Regions from separate parts of the Homo sapiens genome. Here region 2 is linked to region 1. A link is a loop called in an ENCODE intact Hi-C map of the cell type or tissue named here. Cell type or tissue: PC-9. All regions are shown on one strand. Each heading gives the region's core, and the rest is flanking DNA. Links, peaks and the distances in the headings are about the cores only.

What was found. A loop is a pair of places that touch in the nucleus more often than their neighbours do. Peaks named below come from ENCODE experiments on the same cell type or tissue, not always from the same donor. Only the 100,000 strongest peaks of a DNase experiment are listed, where the experiment ranks them.
Region 2: a loop joins it to region 1, with 4 times the contacts of the local background. A loop is called at or near these places in 7 of 110 quality-filtered maps.

Annotation. Positions count from the first base shown.
Region 1 is chr21:17,686,481-17,691,867 of GRCh38, reverse strand. No RefSeq gene overlaps it. Among named protein-coding and RNA genes, the nearest start is that of BTG3, 76 kb to the right of the region's middle. RefSeq lists an enhancer at 2,584-3,486. In PC-9, for the core only: CTCF peaks have their summits at 2,651 and 2,852 (motif pointing left); a DNase peak (open chromatin) is centred at 2,507; H3K4me3 peaks cover 1,515 bases; H3K27ac peaks cover 2,979 bases.
Region 2 is chr21:17,795,006-17,800,392 of GRCh38, reverse strand. C21orf91 (chromosome 21 open reading frame 91) reads left to right here. Exons shown (of 5, transcript NM_001100420.2): 3 at 3,275-3,811; 4 at 5,123-5,185. The region is part of intron 2 of LOC124900465 (a long non-coding RNA gene); the gene reads right to left. Among named protein-coding and RNA genes, the nearest start is that of C21orf91-OT1, 5.2 kb to the right of the region's middle. In PC-9, for the core only: no CTCF peak of the experiment used is centred there; no DNase peak of the experiment used is centred there; H3K27ac peaks cover 745 bases.

The sequences.
Region 1 (5,387 bases), core at 233-5,232:
AATGCAAACTTGGCTTCCTAATGCACCGGCCAGAATCACTGGAGAAGCCACCCCAGAGCAGTAAACTGAAGCAACTCTTTCTTTACCAGGAATTTTATTTTTCCTGGCTTTCTTCATTTAACAAAATAATAAAATGATTGCTAACCTCCAATTTTCTTCTGTTCCACAAAAACTTTCCTACCATGGAGGGAGCTTTAAAAACGTGCACTATGAGGCCGGGTGCGGTGGCTCACGCCTGTAATCCCAGCACTTTGGGAGGCCGAGGCGGGCGGATCAAGAGGTCAGGAGATCAAGACCATCCTGGCTAACACGGTGAAACCCCATCTCTACTAAAAATACAAAAAATTAGCCGGGCGAGGTGGCGGGCACCTGTAGTCCCAGCTACGCGGGAGGCTGAGGCAGGAGAATGGCGTGAACCCCGGGGGGCGGAGCCTGCAGTGAGCCGAGATCGTGACACTGCACTCCAGCCTGGGTGACAGCGAGACTCCGTCTCAAAAAAAAAAAAAAAAAACATGCACTGTGAAATTATTTTCCTTCTGGTGAGTTCATTCAGCACAGCACGTGCAAGGAGGAACAACTCCTCCTTCCAAAGAGCAGATAAATAATTGCTAATGAGTAAGAAGAAAACTCCTGGCCAGAGGAAGGAGAGTTGCCAGCTCCTGGCTCTCTTATTACGTCTCCTGCCAGTAACAATTGGTAGGTGGCCCCGTAATTTTCCACACTCAAGATTCAGAGGGGCTAACATTGTTCTGTTCTTCTTCCTTCAAATAAACCAGAGAGAAAATGAAAAAATAAATAAATTAAGGAGCAGCAGGGGTGGCTTACTTCACTGCTGCTTTAACCTCTAACAAAGGAGCAAAAACCTCCTACACCTGCATGTAAGAACACAGCTCAAGTGCAACAGGAATTTGGAATTGAAAGCCAGTTTCTGAGCAGTAAGTTTGGAATTGCCTTAAGCCAAGAAAGTCAGCACAAGCTAAGACTTGAAGGGATATCTGAGCGTTAACAGAAAAGGGTCTTGATCCACACTCTAAGAGAGGGTTCTTGGACCTTGTGTAAGAAAGAATCCAGGACAAGGTCATAAAGTGAAAGCAAGTTTATTAAGAAAGTAAGGGAATAAAAGAATGGCTACTCCATAGGCAGAGCACCCCCAAGGGCTTCCGGTTGCCTATTTTTATGTTTATTTCTTGATTATCTGCTAAAGAAGGGGTGGATTATTCATGAATTTCCCAGGAAAAGGGTGGGCAATTCCTGGAACTGAGGGTTCCCCCTTTTTTTAGATTGCCCTGACATTCCCATGGCATTTGTAAACTGTTGTTGTGCTGGTGGGTATGTCTTTTAGGATGTTAATACATTCTAATTAGTGTGTAATGACAATTAGCATATAATGAAAGTGATCAGAAGTCACTTTTGTCGCCATCTTGGCATTGGTGGGATTTGGCCAGCTTCTTTACCACATGCTATTTTATCAGCAAGGTCTTTGTTAACTGTATCTTGTGCTGACTTCCTATCTCATCCTGTGACTAAGAATGCCTTAACCTCCTGGGAATGCAGCCCAGCAGGTCTCAGCCTTATTTTACCTAGCCCCCATTCAAGATGGAGTCACTCTAGTTCAAATGCCCCTGACATGAGGACTTGACATCTCCCTGCTTGGTCTTCTCCCCACCTGGTGCTTAAGAGAAGAGATGGTAGGCATATTAACCCATCCATCACTCACACTATTCTGTACCTGCTCAAGTGACCTAAACCCAGAGCTCTGACTCTGCCTCCAGCTAAGAGGATCAGGCAAGACAGAGACCCAGGAGCTCAGTTCCAGAGCCTCAAATTCATCCTTATGTCTTTGTGATTATAACCCATGAATTGGGGATTTAAAATACGTTGGACCAGAATTTTAAAAAGTCAAATACATTGACTGCAAAAACAAACCAGCAACACCGAGAGGAACTACAGATCCTCTGAAGGAAGCAGACTGCTCCTGCAGGACCTGGGAGACACCCCAAATACTGTGAGTGTCCCAACCATAGAAGTGGGAAAGGAAGATCCACCTCTCCTGGACACACACACCCACTGGAGAAACCGAAGTTCTGTTTGAGGGAGAAGTTTTCGACTTTACCTGGTGCCGAGTCCAGTTAGAGAGCCGAGTGAAATATGGGGTAGAGGAAGCAGCAGAAAGGCCCTGGGAGCTCGCTGGGTCCCTAAGCAGCCAGTTCCTGCCTGGGACCACACATCAGGAGGGTGGCCAGAGGAGCAGGGGGTGAAACTACAGGGAGAAGGAATTCTCTAGCTGAACTTTGTAACAATTTGAACAGGGCAAGAAGCCTCTGGGCAAGAACTCGGGAGGGCACGAATCAGGCATGCAGACTTCACAGGCAGGAGAAGAACTAAAGCGTTATTCTCTCCCAGCTGGGAGGTGGATAGCCTCAGGCAAATTTTCAAGCCCATCTCACCCTCCTCCTGGAAACAGATTCTGGGCTGTTGGCCAGGGCATGGTGGGAGTGAGACCAGCCCTTCAGTTTGCATGGGAGCTGGGTGAGGTCTGTGACTGCCGGCTTTCCCCCACTTCCCTGACAACCTGCATGACTCAGCAGAGGCAGCCATAATCCTGCTAGGTACACAAGTCCAGTGACCTGGGAACCTCAACCCTATCCCCCACAGCAGCAGCAGCAAGACCCGCCCATGGAGAGTCTGAGCTCAGACACACCCAGCCCTGCCCCCACCTGGTGGTCCTAGCCTATCCACCCCGGTAGTGCAAGACAAAGGGCATATAATCTTGGGAGTTCTAGGGCCACACCCACTGCCAGTCCCTCTCCACACTACTGCAGCTGATGCTTTCTGGAAAGCGCCACCTCCTGGCAGGAGGCCAAACAGCACAAAAATAGAGCATTAAACCACCAAAGCTAAGGAACCTCACAGAGCCCATTGCACCTTCTGCCAGTTCCACCCGAAAAGGTGCTGGTAACCACAGCTGAGAGACCCATAGATGGTTCACATCACAGGACTCTGTGCAGACAAACCCCAGTACCAGCCCAGAGCTGGGAAACTCGCTGGGTGGCTAGACCCAGAAGAGAGACAACAATCACTGCAGTTCAGCTCACAGGAAGCCACATCTATAGGAAAAGGGAGACAGTACTACATCAAGAGAACACCCCATGGGACAAAAGAACCTGAACAACAGCCTTCAGCCCTAGACCTTCCCTCTGACAGAGCCTACCCAAATGAGAAAGAACCAGAAAACCAATCCTGGTAATATGACAAAACCAGGCTCTTCAATACCCCCAAAAAATCACACTTGTTCACCAGCAATGGATCCAAACCAAGAAGAAATCCCTGATTTACCTGAAAAAAGAATTCAGGAGGTTAGTTAATAAGCTAATCAGGGAGGGACCAGAGAAAGGTGAAGCCCAATGCAAAGAAATCCAAAAAACTGATACAAGAAGTGAAGGGAGAAATATTCATGGATATAGATCACTTAAAGAAAAAACAATAAAAATTCAGGAAACTTTGGACACACTTTTAGAAATCTGAAATGCTCTGGAAAGTCACAGCAATAGAATTGAACAAGTAGAAGGAAGAAATTCAGAGCTCAAAGACAAGGTCTTTGAATTAACCCAATCTGACAAAGAGAAAAGAATAAGAAAATATAAACAAAGCCTCCAAGAAGTCTGGGATTATGTTAAACAACCAAACCTAAGAAAAATTGGTGTACCTGAGGAAGAAGAGAATTCTAAAAGCCTGGAAAACATGTTTGAGGGAATAATTAAGGAAAAATTCCCTGGCCTTGTGAGAGATCTAGAGAGCCAAGTACAAGAAGCACAAAGGACACCTGGGAAATTCATTGCAAAAAGATCTTTGCCTAGCCACATTGTCATCAGGTTATCCAAAGTTAAGACAAAGGAAAGAATCTTAAAAGCCACAAGACAGAAGCACCAAGTAACCTACAAAGGAACACCTATCAGATTAACAGCAGATTTCTCAGCAGAAACCCTACAAGCTAGAAGGGATTGGGGACGTACCTTCAGCCTCCTCAAACAAAACAATTATGAGCCAAGAATTTTGTATGCAGTGAAACTAAGCATCATACATGAAGAAAAAATAGTCTTTTTCAGACAAACAAATGTTGAGAGAATTTGCCACTTCCAAGCCACCACTACAAGAACTGCTTAAAGGAGCTCTAAATCTTGAAACAAATCAAAATAGAACCTCTTTAAAACATAAATCACATAGAACCTATAAAACAAAAATACAAGTTAAAAAGCAAAAACAAAAAAGAAACCACCAAAGTACACAGGCAACAAGGAACATGATGAAAGCAATGGTACCTCACGTTTCAATACTAACGTTGAATGTAAATGGCCTAAGTGCTCCACTTAAAAGATAGAGAACCACAGAATGGATAAGAACTCACCAACCAACTATATGCTGCCTTGAAGAGACTCAACTAACACATAAGCACTCACGTAAGTTTAAAGTAAAGGGGTATAAAAAGGCATTTCGTGCAAATGAACACCAAAAGCAAGCAGGAGTAGCTATTCTTATATCAGACAAAACAAATTTTAAAGCAACATCTGCTAAAAGAGACAAAGAGGTACAAGGCCTTGTCCAGTGGGAAAATATCACAATCCTAAACATATATGCACCTAACACTGGAGGTCTCAAATTTATAAAACGATTGCTAATAGACCTAAGAGATGAGATAGACAGAAACATAATAATAGTGGGGGACTTCAATACTCCACAGACAGCACTAGACAGGTCATCAAGACATAAATTCAACAAAGAAACAGTGGACTTAAACTATATCTTGGAACAAATGGACTTAACAGATATACACAGAACATTTCATCCAACAACCACAGAACACACATTCTATTCAACAGCACATGGAACTTTCTCCAAGACAGACAATATGATAGGCCATAAAATGAGCCTCAAAAAATTTAAGAAAATCGAAATTATATCAAGCACTCTCTCAGACCACAGTGGAATATAACTGGGAATCAACTCCAAAAGGAATCTTCAAAACCATGCAAATACATGGAAATTAAATAACTGGCTCCTCAATGAGCATTGCGTCAAAAAGGAAATCAAGATGGAAATTTAAAAATTCTTTGAACTGAATGACAATAATGACACAATCTATCAAAACCTCTGGGATACAGCAAAGGCAGTGCTAAGAGGAAACTGCATAGTCATAAATGCCTACATCAAAAAGTCTGAAAGATCACAAATAGACAATCTATGGTTACATCTCAAGGAACTAGAGAAACAAGAACAAACCAAACCCAAACCCAGCAGAACAGAGGAAATAACCAAGATCAGAGCAGAACTAAATGAAATTGAAATAAAAAGACAAGACAGAAGATAAATGAAACAAACAGCTGGTTCTT
Region 2 (5,387 bases), core at 315-5,314, 110 kb before region 1:
TTTTCTAGATTAAAAAGTAATTTTTTTCAAGTATATGAAGTAGTCAGTGTTTTATAGAAGTTTTTGTTTCCTATGCTACTGCTGCACAGGATATTTTTAAATATGTTTATAAAACAAATGTTTCTAATTGAACTTTAAAACTCAGTCAGGTTTTTAAATTTTAGTACGACTGATGTAACTAAAGAAATTAGAGGTATATATCTAGATGAATGAGCTACAGTTAACATAAAACCATCTTCTTGTATATTTTCTGTATGTAAATTTCTATTTAAAAATATATATTTGAGTAGAAATTCATTATTTTCTTTGACAGATTGAATGATGCCACAGGAATGCCATTTCTGTATCAGTGCCACTGATATGTTCTTTAGACTAATAGCCCATTAGACTAAATATAGGAGTAACTTCACTGAAAGACACCTTTAATTACCCGCTGAGTAGCCTGGCAGAACTGCAAATTCTAGTTCCCTTGCTAGGAGGGACCTTGCAAGGGACCTTGAGTGATAATTGATTTGTTTTTGGTGTTTTAAAATATATTTTTAATTTTCTTTTATGCATTTAACTACTTTTGAGTACCCACTATGTGCCCGGCATTTTGACACTGAGAATATATGAGTAAGATAGACATGGTCCATATTTTTCACAGAACCTACATTTTGTCAGGAGATACAGGCCGCGAAAGAGGCAATTGTAAAATCTAGTGTGATAAACTAACCCAGACATTTGGGTTAGACAAGGCTTCTTAGGGGAAATGAGAACTAGACAGGAGGTGATGATGATCATGACCCACATTTGTAGTGGGAGTGGTGCTTGAGTGAAGCAGAAGGATTTCAGATGTTGTAGGTGCTAGATTTTATGGGGGAGAAATCTGTTAAGACGGTCAGCAAAACCTCTGGGATTGCGGGGAGTGAAGAGCTTTCAAGGAGGACACCCAGGTTTCTTCCTTGAGCAGTTAGTTGGTGATGCCAGATTCAGTAAGGGGATCAGTTTTGGAGTTGTGTGGTGAGAGAGATAAAGGAGTTAAGTGTTCAGTAAGGTGAGTTCGAGGAGCCAATAGGTACATCTAAGTGGAAATTATATTATATGAATCATTAAGAAGAAACAGTAGATAAACATTACAAGTCCTCATTATTCTTCAAATAGATATCTATTATATTGACCTATTGTTGAAGCTCTAGAGTACATCAGAAAATTAGTTATTTAATGTACTTTTTTATCGGAGTTTCTGTATAAATACTAAAAAACCCACAAAATATAACAATAAATATTAATTACTTTCCATAGCCTAGTTCACAACCTTTTTTATATGCTAAAGAATTTCATTGCTACATAGAGCTGAGGCAGTGCACTGAGAATGAGACCATTTACGGTTTTGAGGGATTAGCTAACCATCTGTTGGCAACAAGACCTAAAAGAGTTTGCAGAGGGTAGGGGAGCTCTTTAATAAATGTTTCAGTTAGTAATAGGCAAGCTTCAGGTTCTCTCTGCATACCAGTGTTTCCCAGAAAACTAAGCATTGGAATCAGATAGCAGAATGGAACCATTTTTCCTTTGGTGTATAACTTGTGATAACTACTGTTTTGTCTTATTATCTAAAATGCGTAATAATAAAACTTAATAAAGCAGAGCTCGTGAGCTTCCTTTTTATGTCAGTTTCCCATTTTTAAAGATGTATACTCTATTATCAAATAAAGCTTTGAGATTTATAATTCACATATTCTAATGTTGCTGGAAATTTGACCTAATCAGATAATAACTGGTAGAAATGTATACGTGCTCACAATTGCAGTACAAGGAGCAAAGTGATAAATAAGATGTATATTAAATTCTGTTTAAGTTTCCAGCAATTTTTGTACTCATTGGAAAAAACAAGGCTCAGATATTTGAGTTTACCTCATGAGAGCAGTTGTTTACATGTGCTTACAATATTAATGTTTTAGAGGTGTGTTCACATAGCTTACAGTAACTGTTGAGGGAACTGATAACCAATTTAACACTTGGTTTTGACAGTCTCATCAAGTCCCACCATTGGCTGATACTATATATATTTTTAAAAACATTAATATTCACAAGTATGCTAATACTTTATTTCATACCATTAAAGTACAAATGCTTCATTATCTTTCTTTTAGCCAGACTTTGGAGTTCAAATAAAATAACTATGAGTTCAATTTTTAAAGGAAAGGAGGAATTACAAAATGTATTTTTTTCTGATGAATCAGCTAAAACTTTTTTTTAAACTAGCTCCTGAGTGGCTCTCCGCTTACTCCATTTGAAAAGCTAAGCAGATTTAAACTGGTTAATTCTGGCAGACATAAATTTTCAGGTCCACATTCCTAATTCACCTTCAGCATAAAAGTAGCGCTGTTTAACTTTAATAACATGGCTTGAACTTATAAAAATGTGTGAATATATTCTGTATTTTGAAATGTATTAGATATTTGAAAATGTTTTATATTTTTATAATTTTTATATTTTTAAAAAACAATTGAGGTAGCATACTTATACTCTACTAAGTTGAGAGATATAAAAGTAATATTTCTGTTATTTATGGTATATAATGAACATTTGTGAGTTGAGGAATTACTGGCTGTTGGATCTTGGCAGATTGAATTTACTGCTGTATGGAAAATGATTGAGTATAATGCATTTCTTCTAGAAAATAAAATTATCTTGATAAGGTTTTAGTAACTATAAAATGGAAATGTGAAAAATGTTAGATGCTTTGATTTTCTTTAAAAATAAATCTAAATAGTTTATTGAATTTTTGACTTTTATTTGCATTTTTCTGGTTCTGGTTTTTTTTTTTTCAATAAACATAATTTAAGAACATGATTTACTGTGTTTTAGGGAGGAAAACTTGTTCAGTATTTCTGTTATTGAACCTCATAATATTATAGATATTTTTGCAAGTGTGTACTTCAGAAGGTTTCATGAAGAAAGCACTATAATGTAAAGGCCAAGAATCTGTAAAGGTAAATTGCTGGGTTCAGTAGTATTTTTTTATATCGTGCAGTAACATCTCTAGACTAGGATTAAAATTGAATAATTAAGTTCTTAGAAAGATTTTGCTATCCATAAGAATTTAATATTACTGAATATTGAAGCAGAAATTATTAGGCCACATTGTATATTAATACTAATATTCTTTAGCATTTTTCCTCTAATTCACAGACTATCAGGGACTCTGATTTTACTAAGATTTGTATGTTCTTAAAGTGACTTATAGAAAACAAAATTTCTCAAGTCTTTTGTTTCTCTTTTTTTTCCATAGGGGTACCAAAGTCTGATCTCTTGCACACCAAATCATTAAGGGGCCATAAAGACTGCTTTGAAAAATACCATTTAATTGCAAACCAGGGTTGTCCTCGATCTAAGCTTTCAAAAAGTACTTATGAAGAAGTTAAAACCATTTTGAGTAAGAAGATAAACTGGATTGTGCAGTATGCACAAAATAAGGATCTGGATTCAGATTCTGAATGTTCTAAAAACCCCCAGCATCATCTGTTTAATTTCAGGCATAAGCCAGAAGAAAAATTACTCCCACAGTTTGACTCCCAAGTACCAAAATATTCTGCAAAATGGATAGATGGAAGTGCAGGTGGCATCTCTAACTGTACACAAAGAATTTTGGAGCAGAGGGAAAATACAGACTTTGGACTTTCTATGTTACAAGATTCAGGTGCCACTTTATGTCGTAACAGTGTATTGTGGCCTCATAGTCACAACCAGGCACAGAAAAAAGAAGAGACAATCTCTAGTCCAGAGGCTAATGTCCAGACCCAGCATCCACATTACAGCAGAGAGGAATGTAAGTAAAATGGGGAGAAAAGTAAAAGTTGGGTGGTTTGGGATTTTTGTACATTTGTATAGATGTGTAATGGGTCAAGAATTTTGCTGTGGAATCATAGATTTGGGAAACATTGTATTTAACAGGTTCACCTTAGCAAAAATGAGACATCTTAAAATTTTTCATTCACTGGGATTCTGTCTTCTAAGCATTGAAGTTAAGCAATTTCCATGTTTGTTTTGCCATTTAAAATGATTACACTAAATGGAATCAACAAACTGTGAATTGGAACATCTAGGACTCGTATAGTTTAGAAGTACAGCTTCATCTGTTGGCTAATACACATTGTCATGTTGCTGATCCCTGTAAGACTAATTGACTGGTGGTGGCATTTCAGAAGCAAAAATGTGACATTTTACTAAAGGCCAAAGGTAATGTGTGCACTTATTGTAAAGTTAGAAAGGGTGACTCATTCTCTCTACATCTATTTCTACAAAAATTTACAGAAGCTGAGGTGATTTTAATTGTCTTGAAATCATGTTTTCAGAGCCAGAAGGGACCTCTGCTATCTTGTTATACAACTTCTTGATTCTAAATGTGAATTATTTAAGATTCTACATCTAGACAGACAAATTTATTTTTCAAACTGCAGGTTATAAACTATCTAATGCTTAATCAAAATAAGCTTAATGGGTAGTGACTAACACTTTTTAAAAACTGAAACCGAATAGGAGATACCAGAATTCATTGGACCTACTACTATTTTTTGGTGAAACTTTTATTTCATTGGAGGGTGGTGATGTACTGGGAGTGATAAAAAATATGTTTCTGGCCAGGCACAGTGGCTCACACCTATAATCCCAGCACTTTGGGAGGCCAAGGTGGGAGGATCACTGGAGCCCAGGAGTTCAAGACCAGCCTAGACAACACAGGGAGACCCCATCTCTACAAAAAATAAAAAAATTAGGTGTGGTGGCACACGCCTATGATTCCAGCTCCTAGGGAGGCTGAGGTGGGAGGAATCACTTGAGCCCAGGAGGTTGAGGCAACAGTGAGCCATTGATCGCACCACTGCACTGCCACCTGGGTGACAAAGTGAGACCCTGTCTCAAAAAAGAATAAAAATAAAATTTTCTTACCATGGGTTGTGGTCAGGGTTTGAAAACTTCTACTCCACACTTACGAGCGTTAATGGTTGAATACTGGAGTACTGCTGAATGTTGTGTTGGCAGTTAAGTGCTGATTTTTAAAAATAGGATATTGTGTTGGTGATGTAAGCAGCATGTTTTCCTAGGTTGTTGTGGTAATAGTGAATACATTTTCATGTTTCAGTGAATTCGATGACTCTTGGTGAGGTAGAGCAACTGAATGCAAAGCTCCTACAGCAAATCCAGGGTAAGAATCACTGTCAGTACTTTTTTGTGTGTGACAAATTTTGACATAGAAAATCATCTATGATAGGACACCACTGGCTTTATCTACATTTAAATTTGGAAATGAGATATTCAAACCTGTTAGAGTTTCCAGAGCAAAAAGAATAAGAAAGAAACAACTTTCAACTGCAGAGGAAATACATTTTTCCTTTTTTTTTTTTTTT